2 separate regions of the Homo sapiens genome follow, and region 1 is linked to region 2. The links are chromatin loops, found by intact Hi-C in ENCODE. Cell type or tissue: K562. All regions are shown on one strand. Each heading gives the region's core, and the rest is flanking DNA. Links, peaks and the distances in the headings are about the cores only.

What was found. Peaks named below come from ENCODE experiments on the same cell type or tissue, not always from the same donor. Only the 100,000 strongest peaks of a DNase experiment are listed, where the experiment ranks them.
Region 1: a loop joins it to region 2, with 7 times the contacts of the local background. A loop is called at or near these places in 5 of 110 quality-filtered maps.

What each region holds. Positions count from the first base shown.
Region 1 is chr18:63,338,062-63,346,738 of GRCh38, forward strand. KDSR (3-ketodihydrosphingosine reductase) reads right to left here. Exons shown (of 10, transcript NM_002035.4): 7 at 6,349-6,432; 8 at 739-822. Among named protein-coding and RNA genes, the nearest start is that of BCL2, 23 kb to the left of the region's middle. In K562, for the core only: CTCF peaks have their summits at 2,026 (motif pointing left) and 4,338 (motif pointing right); a DNase peak (open chromatin) is centred at 4,340.
Region 2 is chr18:63,844,579-63,853,255 of GRCh38, forward strand. No RefSeq gene overlaps it. Among named protein-coding and RNA genes, the nearest start is that of SERPINB2, 39 kb to the right of the region's middle. RefSeq lists an enhancer at 3,649-3,758. In K562, for the core only: a CTCF peak has its summit at 3,764; no DNase peak of the experiment used is centred there.

The DNA of each region.
Region 1 (8,677 bases), core at 539-8,538, 510 kb before region 2:
GTTCTTCACACATGTATATATTTCAACAGAATTCACTATTCTCATTCTGCTCAGTTCAGTCTAATGTGACAGCATTTAGGCCACTTCAAGGCTGTCCACCATGTGCTGACACCTCTCATTCCAATGGTCCTATAGATTTTCCAAATTCAGTGTGGGTCTGTGGTTTACAGACATCCCTCATAAATGTGCATTTTTCCGCATTAACAGAAATGTTGTCAAAAAGCATGAGGCACATATGTTGTTCTTCTACAAAACAGCACATCATTTCTTAAAATACCATTTTTGATTCTGAATTAAAAAACATATCAACAGGGAAGACAGGAGGACAGGCCCACGGGGCTGGTGGCACTTTCTCGTTAGCTAACTTTTGGGAAAATGATACTGGGAAGCAGGAATGGGAGAGAAAGCAGCCAGGTGTATATGGGACATAGTATATATCGTTTACACTCATAGGAAAGTCTCATTTTCTTTTTAAAGAACCGGTGTTTCCAGACATCCTTCTAGTAAACCTGTTCCTCAGATTAAGGTATACAATCAGTTTTCAGGAGGCTACTCACTAATATGGAGTCAATAAAGCGTCTAAAAGAAGAAAAGTTGAGTCCAATATTAGATATGACAAATCTGACAGACTAAAAAATTCTAATAATTGATGTTTTGAAGTAAGTCCTTGGACAAATATCTTTTCAGAAATATAGTACTACAAACACAAATAGTACAGAAAACAAGGATTTTACTTACTATGGCATCTTTAACAATTTGTTTGGCCACCTGTTCTGGTTTGCACACAGATGTGGTCTCTGAAATAAGTCGAGTCTCCAAAGGCTAAAAGTGGAAAAACATGTACATAACAATATCATGATTGCCCATTACATTAAAAATAAATTATTCTTACAGCCTCCTGATTTACAAATAATTCCAATTTTCTACCTTTGGGCAGATTCCTATTTCTAGAATAAGGTCCATCTGGATTCTAAATCAGTGTCTACCTAGTTACTACGTAAAATTCTACCCAGTAGCTAACACAAGACAAGGAGGCCTTTGCCATTCTCTTAGAACATACGGAGTCTTGGCTCCACTGAGGACCATCAAAGCTAGAGTGAGAACACATCACTGGATACAAGTTCAGAAAGACCCCCTTTGACTCCTCAGTGCTGGCCGGACACCTGAATGATGGTGCTTTTCTGTAGAGGCTAGACCTGTGTCCAGAGCAAGCCTGCTCCCAAGACCAGCAACTCCATTCTGACCATATTCCCAGGTCAGCAGAGGGCTGATCCCTGGGGATGAACCTGGCGCCCAAGGCAGGGACAGTCGCAACCCAGCCCCCATTCAACAACTGCAGATGCTTCTTAAAGGACTTGCTGAGGAGGCAAATGCACAGGACACTGAAACAGAAGGAGCCACTTAGGAGATAACCCTGAGTGGTCCCTAGATGGGCTGCATGCTAGTTACCAGGCTGGAGCTGCAGACCCCAAATCTTAGCCTTTTCTTCCTCAAAAGGTCCATCTCAACTCTTACCTAACTCAAAAAGCCTTCCCTAAATACCTAACTGGCAGTAACCTCTCTCTTTCTTCTGTGAACATTTCTGTTTTAATACACATTATAGCTACTTGTGCATTTGCATTTTACCTCCTAAGTTTCTTGTGGGCAGGGCCTTTTTTGTAAGAAATTATTTATCTTTGGCTTTTCTTTGCGATGTCTTGCATATGTGTGCTCAAAAATTATTTCAGTTAGTTTCAATTAGAAGTGTCAAATAATTTCAAGTAGAAGTGTCAAACAAAAGCCTTAAACTGCATGAGACTGTAAACTTTACCACGTAAGCTTGAAGGAATTAAAGAAAATAAAAACCAGATTATATTTTCTTAAAATAGGAAAGTAAAGTATTTCATAAAGATCAAGTATTTCTTATGAACCTTTCTTAAGAGAAAGGCTGTTTTGAAGGAGCCACGATTCATTCTTCCAGACCCCCAGGCTGGCATAACCACACTAAATACACATAAGATTCTAAAGTACTATGGCGCCCCCTAAAGGGCCCACACATCAATGTAGAATTGTATTTACCCCCAACAAGTCTGCCCAAAATTTTACTGAAAAAACCCCAACTTAATCAACATCAGAATCAAACCTTAACAGGGAAATCACCACCCTTTGTCAGCTCTGGCTTCAAACTAAAAGACTGCATACCGAATGTTGCAAAGCTGCTTAGAAGATCTCTGCTTATTCTAAGACAGGACATTTGGCTTAAATTTACTTCTTTGAAATAGCAGTAATTTTTAAAAAGGCAGAGCCAAAGAGAAAAGAATAGGGGGAAAAAACCTAAATCACAAACATCTTTCTACAAATATACAGTCTAGGGAGTTTAAGTGCCAATTTTTATGCTGCAGAGATTCACATTTACAAAGTATTCGTATAAAAGAGAAAAAAATATATAAAACTAAAATTGGCCACAGTTCAAGGTGGTAAGTTCTGATTAATTCCTTTCTTCCCGCTTCACCTATTCATTTGCTCAAAAAAGCAACTACTATGTGTCAAGGCAAAGGGAATATTCCATTGAAAAAGTGTGAAGCTTATATTCAGCTCAGGATGACTGGCAGTCATTTTATATAAAAGATATGTCTGTTTTAAGTGCTATGAGAAGCTTCTGTTATAAGCTGTGATAAGTGCAATGGAGACTCAAATCATCAGACCCCAAGTCATCTCCTCTACGATGGCAAAAGATTAGCAATTTACTAACCAGATTCTTAATTCTCACCACTAAGAGTAGTTATAAGGCACTTTGTAGAAACAGAAAAATTAAGCAAAAGTTGGCACGTAGGTGGTGAGCTCCCCAGCCCTCCTGCCCTGCTTGCCTCCCACAACACAGACAGCAAGTCTTACTCTCCCAAAGGCAGAAGAAGACATGATTCCTCAGTAGGGAAACTGATCAAACCATGAGAAAAGTGAGCAGATGCTGGCATATGAGAATCTTCTAATGAAGTGGCTGCATCCCCTCCTGATCATCCTATAGTAAACAGCTGAGAAGCTAGAGATTTACAATTGGCATTTTAGTGCATCACTCTTAAATATGGACAATCAAGGATCAACAGACATTTCAGGAAGCCGGAAAAAACAACAACAGAGAAAAAGAAAGTAGGAGGAAATAAATAATACAAGATATAGAAGAAATTTTCAAACAAAACAACAGCAACAAAAAAACAAGGCTAAACATCCAGAGTGAATATCCTTAGACATAAGAGAAAATATGAAATCCATGAAATAAGGCAAGAAGCTATTTTTAAAAACTGTTTTAAATATTCAGAGAAAAGAGATCTAAAGTAATTTTTATGTAACCCAGTAGAAATAAAGATTTCAACAAAAAGGTTTAAGGATAAAGCGAATAAAAACCTAGAAGGGAGAACAAAAGGCCCAAGAGATTAAAAAAAAAAAGAGAGAGAAAATAGAAGGAAATTAGAGGATCAGTCCAGAAAGTTCAAAAATCTGAATAATAAATGCTCCAGAGAGAATGAACACTTGAAATACTTTGGGAAGAAAGAAGTGATAAAAGGAGTAATATAATAAAATGTCCCAGAACAAAAGTTGATAAAATAAAAGGGCTCATATGAAATGAGAAGATTTCATGCCAAAATCCATTAAATAAGGATAAAAAGGGACACAAGGTTTCCAAAAATAAATGGAAAAACAGGTTCTATACAAAAGGTTGGGAATCAAAATAGCACTGGATTCCACAGAAATTCTGGAAGCTGGAAATCAATAAATGCTCACAGAAATCTGAGGAAACATTATTTCCAAACTAGAAATCTGTACTTAACAAAACAATACATAAGAATAAAGAAAAATGGCCAGGCACAGTGGCTTATGCCTGTAATCCCAGCACTTTGGGAGGCCAGAGTGGGCCAGGAGTTGGAGACCAGCCTGGCCAACATGGTGAAACCCCGTCTCTACTAAAAAAAAATACAAAAAATCAGCCGGGCTTGGTGGCACGCACCTGTAATCCCAGCTACTCAGGAGGCTGAGGCACGAGAATCTCTTGAACCCAGGAGGCAGAGGTTGCAGTGAGCCAACATTGCACCACTGCACTCCAGCATGGGTGACAGAGCAAGACTCTATCACAAAAAAAAAAAAAAAAAAGGTTAAAATAAAAATAAAGGCATTTTCAGACATGTTGTTTCTAAAACAATATTACCTCTGATGTGCCCTTTCTCAGAAAATTGGTGGAAAATATTATAGCTCCACCAAAATGAGCAGATAAACCAAAAAAGTGAGAGTCATGGGCTCCGTCAAAGGGAGGGGAGAAGGGAACGTGCAGTGTGAGGTGAAGACAAGTCCTGACACCACCGCTGGGTGGCAGAACTAGAACAGACCAGGAACGGGGACGACCCCAGGAGAAATGTCTGAGGAAAAAAGAATGAATCTAATAGAATGTCCAATGTGCTCACATGGATCAAAAGGAGAATCTCAGTTCTGTTTGAATCTGGGACTGAATTAGTTATAGATAATTACAAAGCTAAGCAAATGAAAAGGCAAGAAAGGAAATGTCACTATAGAATGGTCCAAGTGTGCATAATATTAATATGAGCACTAAACCTGATTTAACTAAAGAGATGGGAGGAGTACACAGGGAATGGGGAACAGATATGAGTCTTAATGTTTTTGTTTTGAAACAAGTCTTACTCTATTGCCCAGGCTGGAGTGCAGTGGCGCAATCTTGGCTCACTGCAGCCTCGACGTCCTAGGCTCAAACTATCTGATATGGTTCGGATCTGTGTCCCCATGCAAATCTCAGGTCCAACTACAATCCCCAATGTTGGAGGAGGGACCTGGTGGGAGGTCACTGGATCATGGGGGTGGATTTCCCTCTTGCTATTCTCGTGATACTGAGTGAGTTCTCACGAGATCTGGTTGTTTAAAAGTGTGTGGCACCTCCCCTCTCTCTCTTCCTCCTGCTCCGACCACGTAAGACGTACCTGCTTTCCCTTTACCTAAGACTGTAAGTTTCCTGAGGCCTCCCCAGAAGCAGCAGACTGTACAGCCTGTGGAACTGTGAGCAAATTAAACCTCTTTTACGTGTAAATTACCCAATCTCAGGCATTTATTTATAGTAATGCAAGAACGGACTAATACACTATCCTTCCACCTTAGCCTCCTGAGTAGCTGGAACAATTCTAATTTTGCTTATTTTTTTGTAGGGAAAGGGTCTTGCTATGTTGCCTAGGCTGGTCTCGAACTCCTGGGCTCAATCAATCCTCCTGCCATGGCCTCCCAAAGTACTGGGATTACAGGTGTGAGACACCATGGCTGGCCTTAAATTTTTATTTTTTTATTTTTAATTTTAATTTTTTTTTTTTTTAGATATTGGTTCTCGCTCTGTCACCCAGGTCGAAATGCAGTACTACAATCATGGCTCACTGCAGCCTCAACCTCCCTGGCTCAAATGATCCTCCCACCTCAGCCTCCTGAGTAGCTGGAACTACAAGCATGTGCCACCATGCCTGGCTAATTTTTAAATTTTTTGTAGAGACAGGGTTTTGTTATGTTGCCCAGGCTGGTCTTGAACTCCTGGCCTCAAGTGATCTTCTTGCCTAGGCCTCCCAAAGTGCTGGGATTACAGGCATGAGCCACACTGTGCCTGGCCTGGTCTTAAATTTTATCTTCCACGGTAGAAAGTCAATAAATAATTTCTAAATCTTAAAAAAAAAAAAAGCAGTATAAACATGTTAGTTAAAATAAATGGCTACCTCTAGGGAGTAGGAATTGGGAATGGGAGAGATGAGGCAAAGGATTGATATTGGACTCTAAAACTGTGTGACATACTTCTTTGATAAAAATGTGCTGGAAATGGCTGGGTACAATGGCTCATGCCTATAATCTCAGCACCTGGGAGGCTGAGGAGGGAGGATCACTTGAGGCCAGGAGTTTGACACCAGCCTGGGCGACATAGTGAGACTCCATCTCTACAAAAAAATTAAAAATTAGCTAGGTGTGGTGGCACATGCCTGTAGGCCCAGCTACTCAGGTGGCTGAGGCAGGAGGATTGCTTGAGCCTGAGAGTTTGAGGATGCAGTTAGCCACGATTGTACCACTGCACTCCAGCCTGGATGGCAGAGTGAGGCCCTGTCTCTATAGAGAAAAAATCTGGTAGAAATTTAAACTTTAAGAAAATAAAGTGAGGGAAAAGAGGAAGGAAAGAAGGAATATTTGCCTGGAGAATCTCAAGGTCATCAGAAACCAGCTAGGCACTCTACCCAACAAACATTGTTGATTGGTGAAAACGAGTGTGAGCTGAAGAGTAGAAAGAAAATCAGAAAAGCAGTAAACATTAGAGGTTCAAATTGGGACATGTAGGATACTGACCTTTGTTCTGTTTTCTTCGGCAAAGCCAGGTGTGTCTGTGTCTGGTGGGTAAGCAACTGTGATGTAGACATTATATGGCTTCACCTGCATTTCAAAACAACACGTGTACCTTCAGTAAACAAGACACACTGAGGTCCTACACTGCCAACCTGCACTGGCTGCCCTGATTCCCAAAAAGCGGTGAGAACAATGGGGTGATTCTGTTAGGCGGGGAACTACACCAATTGCATTGAGAAACCCCTCTCCATGATGATTCCAGAATGTAGGCAAAAAGCTCACCCTAACCTGGACCCCAGAAAACAGCTGGCCCTAAAGTATGGCAAGTCACCTCCTTTGCAGTGTCTTCCACTCCTGCTGCCCAGACAGAGGCCCTGGGAGCCGTCCGACGAGGGCAGTGTTTTAAAAAGAGTCCAGTTCCCACACGCACTGCACAGCATCCAAGCCCTTTATCAAGGCAATGGGACCAGTCTGCCCCTCCTTTCTTCACCAGACTGTACATCTGTTTTTCCTTCAGACTGCTTCTGATACTCTTGTGTTGATTTCATCCACAAAATACATTGGGGTCATTAAAATCTGCTGCCCTATCCCTTTCTTGTGCCCTACTCCAAACCCAGTCCAGAACTGTCCCTGAGAAGTCTGCTTATTCCAGAGCTCCCTGTATAACCGGCCTCTGCACATTAGGAGGTCAAGAGTCACTTCCTCCTCCACTGAACCAACAAGAACCACTGGGTAGAACCTCCAAGTCAGACCAGCCAAGTACCTCCCCTGTGGACAACCTCAACCTGCATTCACATAGGGAAAGCCCTCTGCCTTATCTGAAACTCTATGTGGCTCCTCTAAATCTGACACTTGGAGCAGGTTGTTACACTTGTGTGCCTCACCACCATGCCTGCACACTTCACGCTTCACGACCCCACTCATACACACACCCCCAACAATTCCAGCAGATTCTTCTGCTGTTGGCCAGGACACCCCCTCCCACAGACTGCTCAGCCACAGCCCTGCTGCACATGCTTATCTTGCCCTGCTAATTAGCAACTCTAAGAGCAATGGTTCCTACCATGAAAATCTCTTTGCCATGATTTTTATTTGGTATTGGCTCACTTTTTTGTCCCTAGGAAACACCTAAGGGATCTGGAAGTGGAGAGGCAGCTGATAGATCAGCCACTGCACATCTTCAGAAGGGTACCCTAGGCTAAAAATCAACACCACTGCCTAATGTGACGGCCTTTAAGAGTAGCCCAGGGGCCGGGGGCAGTGGCTCACACCTGTAATCCCAACATTTTGGGAGGCCGAGGGGAGGGGGTGGATCACCTGAGGTCAGGAGTTCGAGACCAGTCTGGCTAACATGGTGAAACCCTGTCTTTAGTAAACATGCAAAAATTAGCTGGGTGTGGTGGCGGGTGCCTATAATCCCAACTACTTGGGAGGCTGAGGCAGGAGAATTGCTTGAGCCCAGGAGGCGGAAGTTGCAGTGAGTTGAGATCGTGCCACTGTACTCCAGCCTGGGTGACAAGAGGGAGACTCCATCCCAAAAAAAAAAACAACAAAAAAACAACAAAAAAATAAAAACAGTAGCCCAGAGTCTCATCTTATGCAGCCCTTTTTCGCCCTGGTTCCTTCAGTGAAGCACAGTTTTGAGGGCTTTAAGGGGAGCTTCAAGGGGAAGGAGAAGCACGCACAGGCCTGCAAGCAGAAGATCCAGGCCAGCCATCCTGGAAAGTGCAGTCGTGAAAGTGAGATGTCTTTGTGGGTTCCATTCCAGCACAATTAGGGTGTGGGACAGCCCATCCACCGGGCATTGCCAGGGCATGCAGCTTCACGGCCCAGCCATGCTCATAAATAGCTCTGGATCGGGGCCAGGTAGTAAGGCAGATGAGCCAGAAACTCGCTTCCACTTGTTTTTGAGATAGTGACTTATAAAAACCTTGTCTCCCCCAGCCTTGCCCTCTGCTGTGCATAGACCAGAGAAAAACACCACAAAAAATCCAACGAGTGGTCATTAGGCAGCCCACATAAAGACTGACATCGACTGCCCAGAAACTCACGTCTGTGCTGCCCCTCTGCCTTCTCTCTCATGGTAAAGAAGGATGCTGGCTCCAAAGCTAATGGAAGACAGGATTTCAGAGCAGTGCTTCTCAAACTCAAGGTTACGGCTGCATTGCCAAAGGTTAAAACAGAGCTTTTCAGAACAGCTTCCTCATGAGGAAGGAACACAGATAGCTGGGGTTGGGAGAAACCAGTCCAGTCGCTTCCTAGATTGGTATTCTCGCTATGCCATCCAACCAAATGACTCTCCCAGTCTCTGGCTGGATACCTCCAGTGGCTA
Region 2 (8,677 bases), core at 324-8,323:
TTGGCAATGCCCATTGTGTCCATCCACTAGATGAAAACAACACCACTCCCTCCTCTGCCCTTCCAAGCTGGGACCATCAAAAAGGCTTCCAGACATTGCTACCACACCTTGGGGGTCAAAATCATCCCTGGTTGAGAACCACTGCTCTACCCAGACATGCAGTAGAGAGAAATGCTATTACAAATACTTTCTAAATGTGAATATTTAAATCTCTGGTAAAGAAAATTAGTCATTACTGAATTTTTTGTTCAATTAATTTATTGGTGTTTCCCAAGGTGCTCAGGATTATGGAATTTGTTAATGTTGAATTTGGTCATTTGTTAGGCAGTTTTCAAGCAGAAGAATTTTAAAATAAAAACAATTGTGGATTGTGAATATGCCTTCAAAATACCATTTAATCATCAAGTAGACAAGTGAGCTAGGAATGGCTCTTTTCTGCTGCACTGTCAATATGATCTATCACTGATTATGTTCCCAGTGAGTGTCAGTTTGGTTAATCTCCAAAAGGCAAGTGTAAAAATTTCCTTTTTGGTTTGGAAGCACATCATACTTCGTTATATTTTCATTGCACTTTGTTATGGCTATTCTGATATTATGGGAAGGGACCAAACTGCAGGAAATATAAATGTGTCATGCTGTAAAGGACAAATTCAGGAGCAACTCACAGAATTGCCTCTTTACTTATCTCCAGAACGGAATGACATCACTTTTCAGAAAGACACAAACTACTCACCTGAACCAAAGGAGGTAAATAGGAATTGTGATGCCTACAGTTAACAGATATCAGTAACAAGAAGAAATAATAATTGAAAATAATAATCAAAAAAATGATTGAATTGCAGCTGGGCATGAACCACAGCCCACTTTATCCATGCTGTAGCCCCTCAGTGTGTGATGAACACACAAACTCTCCTGTGTATTGTGGCAGAAAAAATGACTAAAACAGCTATTTTAGATTTTCCAGTGACTTCCCACACTTAGTTCTAATTTTGAGTTAAAGGCCAAAGTAATGATACCTTTAAAGAGCTTAAAATAAGTGACTGAATAAAATAGAAGTGAAGAGAGGTGGTATTCAAATTGTTTAATTGAATTGTTTAATTATTTTGCCAGTGGGCGTCAATCCATCAGAACGACTCCAGATGCAGCATTGGAGCATGATGGAGGCCCCTTCCTGTGACACACAGTAAAATTACTGGATGGAGAGGTGACTGGGCCTCCCAAGGAAGGGACAGGGACAGGAGCAGGGGGGGATTTGGAGAATGGTGCATCAGCAATTTACTGGTATGAAAGTATTGTAAGAATTTTGCTTTGAGTCTGCTGTACTGTACAAACCAGCTGAATTTCAGCTCTGAGTACTTACATAGTAAAAGAAATCCCTCAGCCCAGTCCTAAGAGGGGCATTCAATGAGTCCCAGAGGTGATAGACAGTTAGAGGTATAATTAATCAGTTATTGACAAATAAATGCCTAAATCTGAATCTTACTCATTTAGGTAGTCATTTCCTAGGTGCTTTGAGATATAAGAGTTGTCCCCCAAACCATGTTATCAGGGAAGCTTTATGGCAACCACTGTCCTTGGAGTTATATTTTTGGTCTTTGTTCCTAAATTTTTAGTTAACTGTGATATCATTTTTGCCTCAGAGAAGATGGAATGAAACTAGCAACACAAATCTCTTTTTTGAGATTTTTAAAAAAGAAATAAAAAAGGAGATCAAGATCATTGAGGCCAAGACCCTCAGCTCAGAAGTCAGGATTTTGGAGGCTTGGCTGACTCAGGTAGGAGCTTTTCTTGACTAGAAAATACTGTTTATAGAGTGGCCAGGGAAGAATTAGACATTATGATCAGATTCCCTGGGCACTGTGATCCTAAATTATGTGGAATATGCATGTCATTTTTACATTCTTGAGGTCCTTACAGATTTATAAAGCAAATCAGCAATTCAGCATCCTTCTGGCTTCATGCAGAACAAAGAAGCCGACATCCCGAAGTCCAGGGATGTAGTTCTTGATAAGCCTACCCTTCGGGTCTATCTGGGTGACACTGGGGTCTCAACTGGTTCCAAATTCCATCTCTTACCTTAGGCTTCCTAACATCTTTAGGATGGAAATCATAGACATTTCTTGCTATCACTTACACCCACCCCTTTCTCTAAGTAGCCTGAATTAGAGCCATGGATAATCCCTTTCTAGTCTGGGCCAGAAGTTCCCCTCGGGTGTACTCACACCCTCAAGTCTATTGTCTTATTTTTATATGCTTGCATTCTCTCTCTAAATCATCCTTATACAGTTCTGAGGGCTTCAAAAAAATCTGTACCTATTAAATTTAACATTTCCAGATTTGGTATATCCTGAATGTGTATTCCAAACTTTTCCTCTTAGATTGTTTTCATTTACAAATTCAAGCAACTTGTCATCACTGTCTCCAATGCAGTCATTAAATAACATAGCCAGTGACTGTTTGACCCCGAGTGTGATATGAGTAGCCTTTAAAAACCCTGTGACCAATACAAAGATGATATTTTATGAACTGTTTCTATCTCTTAATGATGCATCATAAATATTTTTGTAAGTAAAACATGTTGGAAATAATTGTGTCAAGAAGTGTAAAGGGGCTTAAAATGTTATTCGTTTTTATCACGTCTGAATTTACAACTGAAAACAGCTTTACATGAAATAATCATGCCATTTTACGTTTTTGTTTTATTTATTCATTTTTACTAGCAAAGACCAAGAAAACAAGCAAAGTATCCAAAACAAAAAGAGGAATATGGGTTAGTGAATTATGATGAATTGACAAGATGGAATATTATCATTCCATGGAAACGATTTTAGAAGAATTTATATCAATATGGGTAAATGCTTCTTTTCTAAAGTTTAGTGTAAAATTCAGGTTAAGATGTATCATTAGTGCTGTCAAGATGATTAGTAGTAAAAGAGATAACATTTTGAAGAGTGACAAAATGTAAACTAGTATGACATTTGGACACTTAGATTTAAGTATAACATATAAGAACAATGACAAAATATTATCTCTTCAGTTCCATTGAAAGAAGGTCTTTGGCCAAAAACTTCAACCATGGCTGAAAATTGCTTATATTAATGAACTATACATTTCAGTTAGGGCTTAGTCTTGTTAAAATAAAAATGTAATATCTCGCAGTGGTGAATTAGGTTTTGGAGGCAACAAGGCTCCACTGACTGGGAACATGAAGACGTTATTTGCCTCTCTGACAACTGCTTCCTCCCCAGTGAAAGTAGTAGGGCTAGCGTTAGCCTCAGACGGTTGTTGTCAGGATTAGTATGCTGACACGTGTAAGGCACCTACTACAAGCCCAGGCATTTAATAGATCCGTAATAAGTTATTGCTCTTTATTAAATTGTTCCAACTTTCACTTCTGGAAGAAAATAACCGATATAGCTCAGGGTACCTGGGTTTTGCTACAGTGCTTCTGGCTTAAAATCTGCATAGAACCAGGTTTTCCTGATTTAAGGTCCTTTTCAGACTCCTTGAACAGGTTATCTTTCCATAAAATGCTAACTCTCATCATCCTTACTCTAGGGAAATGTGGGGTTTTTTTATGTGGGGATAGGGTCTCATACTAAACCACACTAATTTTTTTATGCAAATTACACACACACACACACACACACACACACACAAAGTATTTCCTCCAACATAGTGTAAGGCTACTTTCAAGTGAGCAAGTGTATTTACCAGTTTCTGGAATTATTTTCCTGGACAAGCCTGACCTCTAGAGGACAGGAGTTGCTTGTTACCCACTGAGAGCCAACATTAGATACCGTTTGTGGAACATTAAGGTGCCGTGAAGTCAGACAAGTGCTGGGGTTGGCATGATGTGAATATAGGATCTTAATTCTGCACCAACTAGCTTGAGCAAAATTCTTTATCTCCTTGATCTTAAATGGGTTTTAAAAACTTTATTGAGGTATAAGTTACATCAAATAAACTGCACATATTTATAGTAAGCCATTTTATTAGTTTGACGGTTGTAAACATAGCAGTACAATCAAGATGCCACACTTCCATCACCTCCTAAAGTTTCCTCATCCCCTTTTGAAGTCCACTCTGCCTCCATCCCCATCCACAGACAACCAATAATCAGCTTTCTGTCACTATGCATGAGTTTGTATTTTCTAAAAGTTTTTATGAATGGAATTATGCAGCATCTACTCTGTTGTGTCTGGCTGCTTTTACTCAGACTAATAATTTTGAGATTAAATTGTGTGTATCAGTAACTTACTCCTTTTTACTGCTGAGTAGTATTCCACTGTCTGGATACACCACATTTTGTTTAACTTGAAAGGGATCATAGTCCTAAATGTAAAAAGTTAGAACTGCTAGCAGAAAATACGGGAGAAAATCTTTGTGAGATCTGGCTGGGCAAGGATTCCTTAAAATATGAATTGCACAGATAATAAATGAAAAAAAGGATAATTGGAGTTTATCAAAAGTAAAAACATTTGCTCTTCCTAGTAAACAAAAAGGTGAATCAGAAATTGGGAGAAAATATTTGTACACATATAGCAGATAAAGGTCTTATATTCAAAATAATAAACTCAAAGAAAAACATTCAGTTAAAACACATGCAAAATATTCTAGCAGACACCTTACATAAGAAAATATACAGATGGCCAATAAGCACATGAAAAGATGGACAACAACATGAGTTATCAGATAAATGCTTAAGGTATTTTTAAAGTCTCTGAAATCGGGTTATGTCTTACTATTTAGGTGCTTGCAATTGGTGTGCTCCTTTTGATGTAAAGTTAATTTTATTTTTAGAAGCAATATTTATTGGGTACTAAGGTTTGGGCAATGTTTTAAACACTTTGTATGCATTATGTCACTTAATTCTCACAAAACCTATGAAGGGAGTACTATAATTAAATCCATCTTCATGGGTGAGGAAATTGAAGCTCACAGAGTGCTTATAACTTGCCCTAGTCCCACAGCTAACAGATGGCAACACCAGGCCTGGAACCCTCTAGCTACCACTATAGCCCATGGGCTTAACTATTATGCTATTTTAAAAATTATTACACTAATGGTGAATGGTCAGTGGAGAATGCCTCAGAAAACAGAGCCTTCTCTGGAGTCCTGATATTAACTTATTTCATTACATTTTGTGGAGAATACCTCAGAAAACAGACCCTTCTCTGGAGTCCTGATATTAACTTATTTCATTACATTTTGTGGATCATTAGATGAATCACTGTAAGGTAAGTGCCTAGTGCCTAGTAGGTATGATCTATTAATGCTACTTCCCTTTCTTCCATCTATTTTGAGGCTTTTGGAAATTGCCAAAATAAATGTTTGAAAATTACATGATTCAATCAATTTAAGCCAGATTTTTATTTATCACTACTATCATTCAACTTTTAACAATCATCTTTTTTTGTGAAAGAATTTTGAATGATGCAGTATTCTTTATTTTTTAACCTGAAAGCATTTTGAATGCTGCAATATTCTTGATCATGGTTCTCAACTAAGGGTGATTTTGCCCCTGGGCGACATCTGGCTCTGTGTCTAGAGACATCTTTGATGGTCAGAATTGTAGGGAAGGGCTGCTACTGCCATCCGGTGGTTAGAAGCCAGAGATGTGGCTGAACATGCTACAATGTAAAGGACAGCCCCACAACAAATAATTACCCAGCCCAAAATGTCAACAGTGCTGATGTTGAGAAATCCTGCTTTACACAATATGCGGGACTTAATTATTTATTGACATCAGTTGAGAATACTGAAATGCTGCAGGAAATGAAAGAAGACTTGGTCTCTGATAGCGTATAGTTACCAAGCCAATGAGGGAAATAAAGAAAATAACACCATGAACTCTACCACTATTATTATAATAAATGTTACAACAGAAAATAATAGAATATTTTAAGGTTTTAAACAAGGGGACTGTAGTCGGATAACACAATGAAAAAAATCAGAAAATGCTCTTTGAGAATCAAGTATGGAAGTACTGTATTTCCTTAATAAAAATAAAATTCGGCTTCTTTAGGGTTGATAATAGAAAATAATTCTTGTTTGCCAAACTTCATTTTCCTTTTAATTCTCTGAGGTATGATGAGACAAAATAGAAATTGTTTAAGGAGACTTAACTAAAGGATGTGGAGTCAACCAAACAGAACAATGTAAAACTGGATGATATCTTACAAAATATGCTTGCACTCTGGGGCTTGAACATGTCCCATCCTGATCTCGGGCCCTCCTCCACAGTCAGGGTGACTCTTAATACCTAGTACACACAATCAAAAATCCAGGCATTTAAATGTCTTCAACGCTGGACCTAGAGAGAAATACAGTTCCCTCCCCCCTCACTCATAGTTACCTCTGAACTGTATTTTCTGTTTTAGCACCTCCTTCACTTTCCAGTGATTGACATGTTCATTGAAATTGCTTCCCCTCTTACAGTGGTGTGGCCTTAATCTGTGTGCTGAACAGGATAACTCTCTTAGAATGTAATACTAAGCCCCGCACAGTCATGTCCTAGATTTAGACGTGGATTAGCAGAGACAGTAGACTGTGGCCGCATTGATGGTAAGATTTTAGACATCGTCTAGTCTAGTATAGGAGATTATTCCTATTGACAGTATATTTAGGTGGAATCCATTTCTAATGCTGTCTTTCAAGAATAATGCAAGGTATGCACTAATCATATATAGATTGTCAGAAACTATTGTATCTAATGGAGAGAAGCCACTGTTAGCACCAGGGAAGCATCAATAGGAGACAAGGTCAAAGGGTGAGCTAGGAATCCAAAGGTAGGGAAGAATTAGGCAAACGGTTGCTATATGTTGATTGTGAGTGATAAAACAGGGCTTGTGCTGGGAGTAATGAGATATTTGATAACATATTTCTTCTTTTTATGAAAACAATAGGTCTTGCCCGGGCACGGTGGCTCACCCATATAATCTCAGCACTTTGGGAGGCCGAGGCGGGCAGATCACCTAAGGTCAGGAGTTTGAGACCAGCCTCACCCACATGGTGAAATCCCATCTCTACTAAAAAAAAAAAAAAAAAAAATTAGCCAGATGTGGTGGCAGGCATCTGTAATCCCAGCTACTCAGGAGGCTGAGGCAGGGAGAATCACTTGAACTGAGAGGCAGAGGATGCAGTGAGCTGAGATCACACCAGAAAACAGGGAGATCTTGAGGCATAGCAGTTCCCGGTAACTTTAAAACTGATGCTGGCCAGGAAAGGGACCCAACGGTTTGCACTTGTTTAACCTGCATTTGAGGTTGTAATGTTACAGGCATTTGAACTGCGGGAGGAGGAGTTGATGGCCCTTGTGGTTTAAGCTCTGATGGCCCTAATAATTCTGGACCTCCTTCCTTTAATTTTGATGATTCAGGATATATTACCTCCTGTAATTGATTGTAGTCAACATTTTGCGTTGACCGAGCCATTACAGACTCTGCTACATTTTTAAAATGTGAACTTTCCGTTCCTTTCTTGAACTCTGTCCTTGCTTCTTCTTCACAATGTATTACACAGCTTTTAGGGGCATCAGAGACTGAAACACTATCTTCTGTTTGAAACGGTTCTAAAGTTGCTTTAATAATGGCCCAATCATTCCATACCGTAAGTGGGATGATTTTACCTTCCCTATTTGCTTGTTTTAATTCTTTGCCAATTTTTTCCCAATCTTTTCGATCTAAAGTTCCCTGTTCTGGAAACCATGGGCAGAATTGTCCTATTGTTTGAAATAGCGTAATTAGATTTTCTGTAGAAGCTGTAACAGAGATCAGACTGTTACTGTGTCTATGTAGAAAAGGAAGACATAAGAAACTCCATTTTGGTCTGTACCCTGAACAATTGTTTTGCCATGAGATGCTGTTAATCTGTAACTTTAGCCCCAACCCTGTGCTCACAGAAACATTTGTTGTATGAAATCAAGGTTTAAGGGATCTAGGGCTGTGCGGGATGTGCCTTGTTAACAATATGTTTACAGGCAGTATGCTTGGTAAAAGTCATCGCCATTCTCCATTCTCGATTAACCAGGGGCACAATACACTGTGGAAAGCCGCAAGGACCTCTGCCCAAGCAAGCCTAGGTATTGTCCAAGGTTTCTCCCCACTGAGACAGCCTGAGATATGGCCTCGTAGGAAGGGAAAGACCTGACCGTCCCCCACCCTGACACCCGTAAAGGGTCTGTACTGAGGAGGATTAGTAGAAGAGGAAGGTCTCCTGCGGTTGAGATAAGAGGAAGGCCTCTGTCTCCTGCATGCCCCTAGGAACAAAATGTCTCGGTATAAAAGCCGATCATACATTCGTTCTATTCTGAGACAGAAAAAAAAAACCGCCCTGTGACTAGAGGCAAAATATACTGGCGACAATACTACTCTGTTACTCTTTACTACACTAAAATGTTTAAATAAAGAGAAACATAAATCTGGCCTACATACACATCCAGACATAGTACCTTCCCTTAAACTTATTTGTAACACAGATTCCTTTACTCACATGTTTTCTTGCTAAACTTCTCCCCACTATCACCCTGTTCTCCTGCCACATTCCCTTTACTAAAATAGTAAAAATGATAATCAATAAATACTAAAAAAACTCAGAGACCAGTCCGGTACAAGTCCTCTGTATACTAAACACCGGTCTCCTAGGCCCACTGTTCTTTCTCTATACTTTGTCTCTG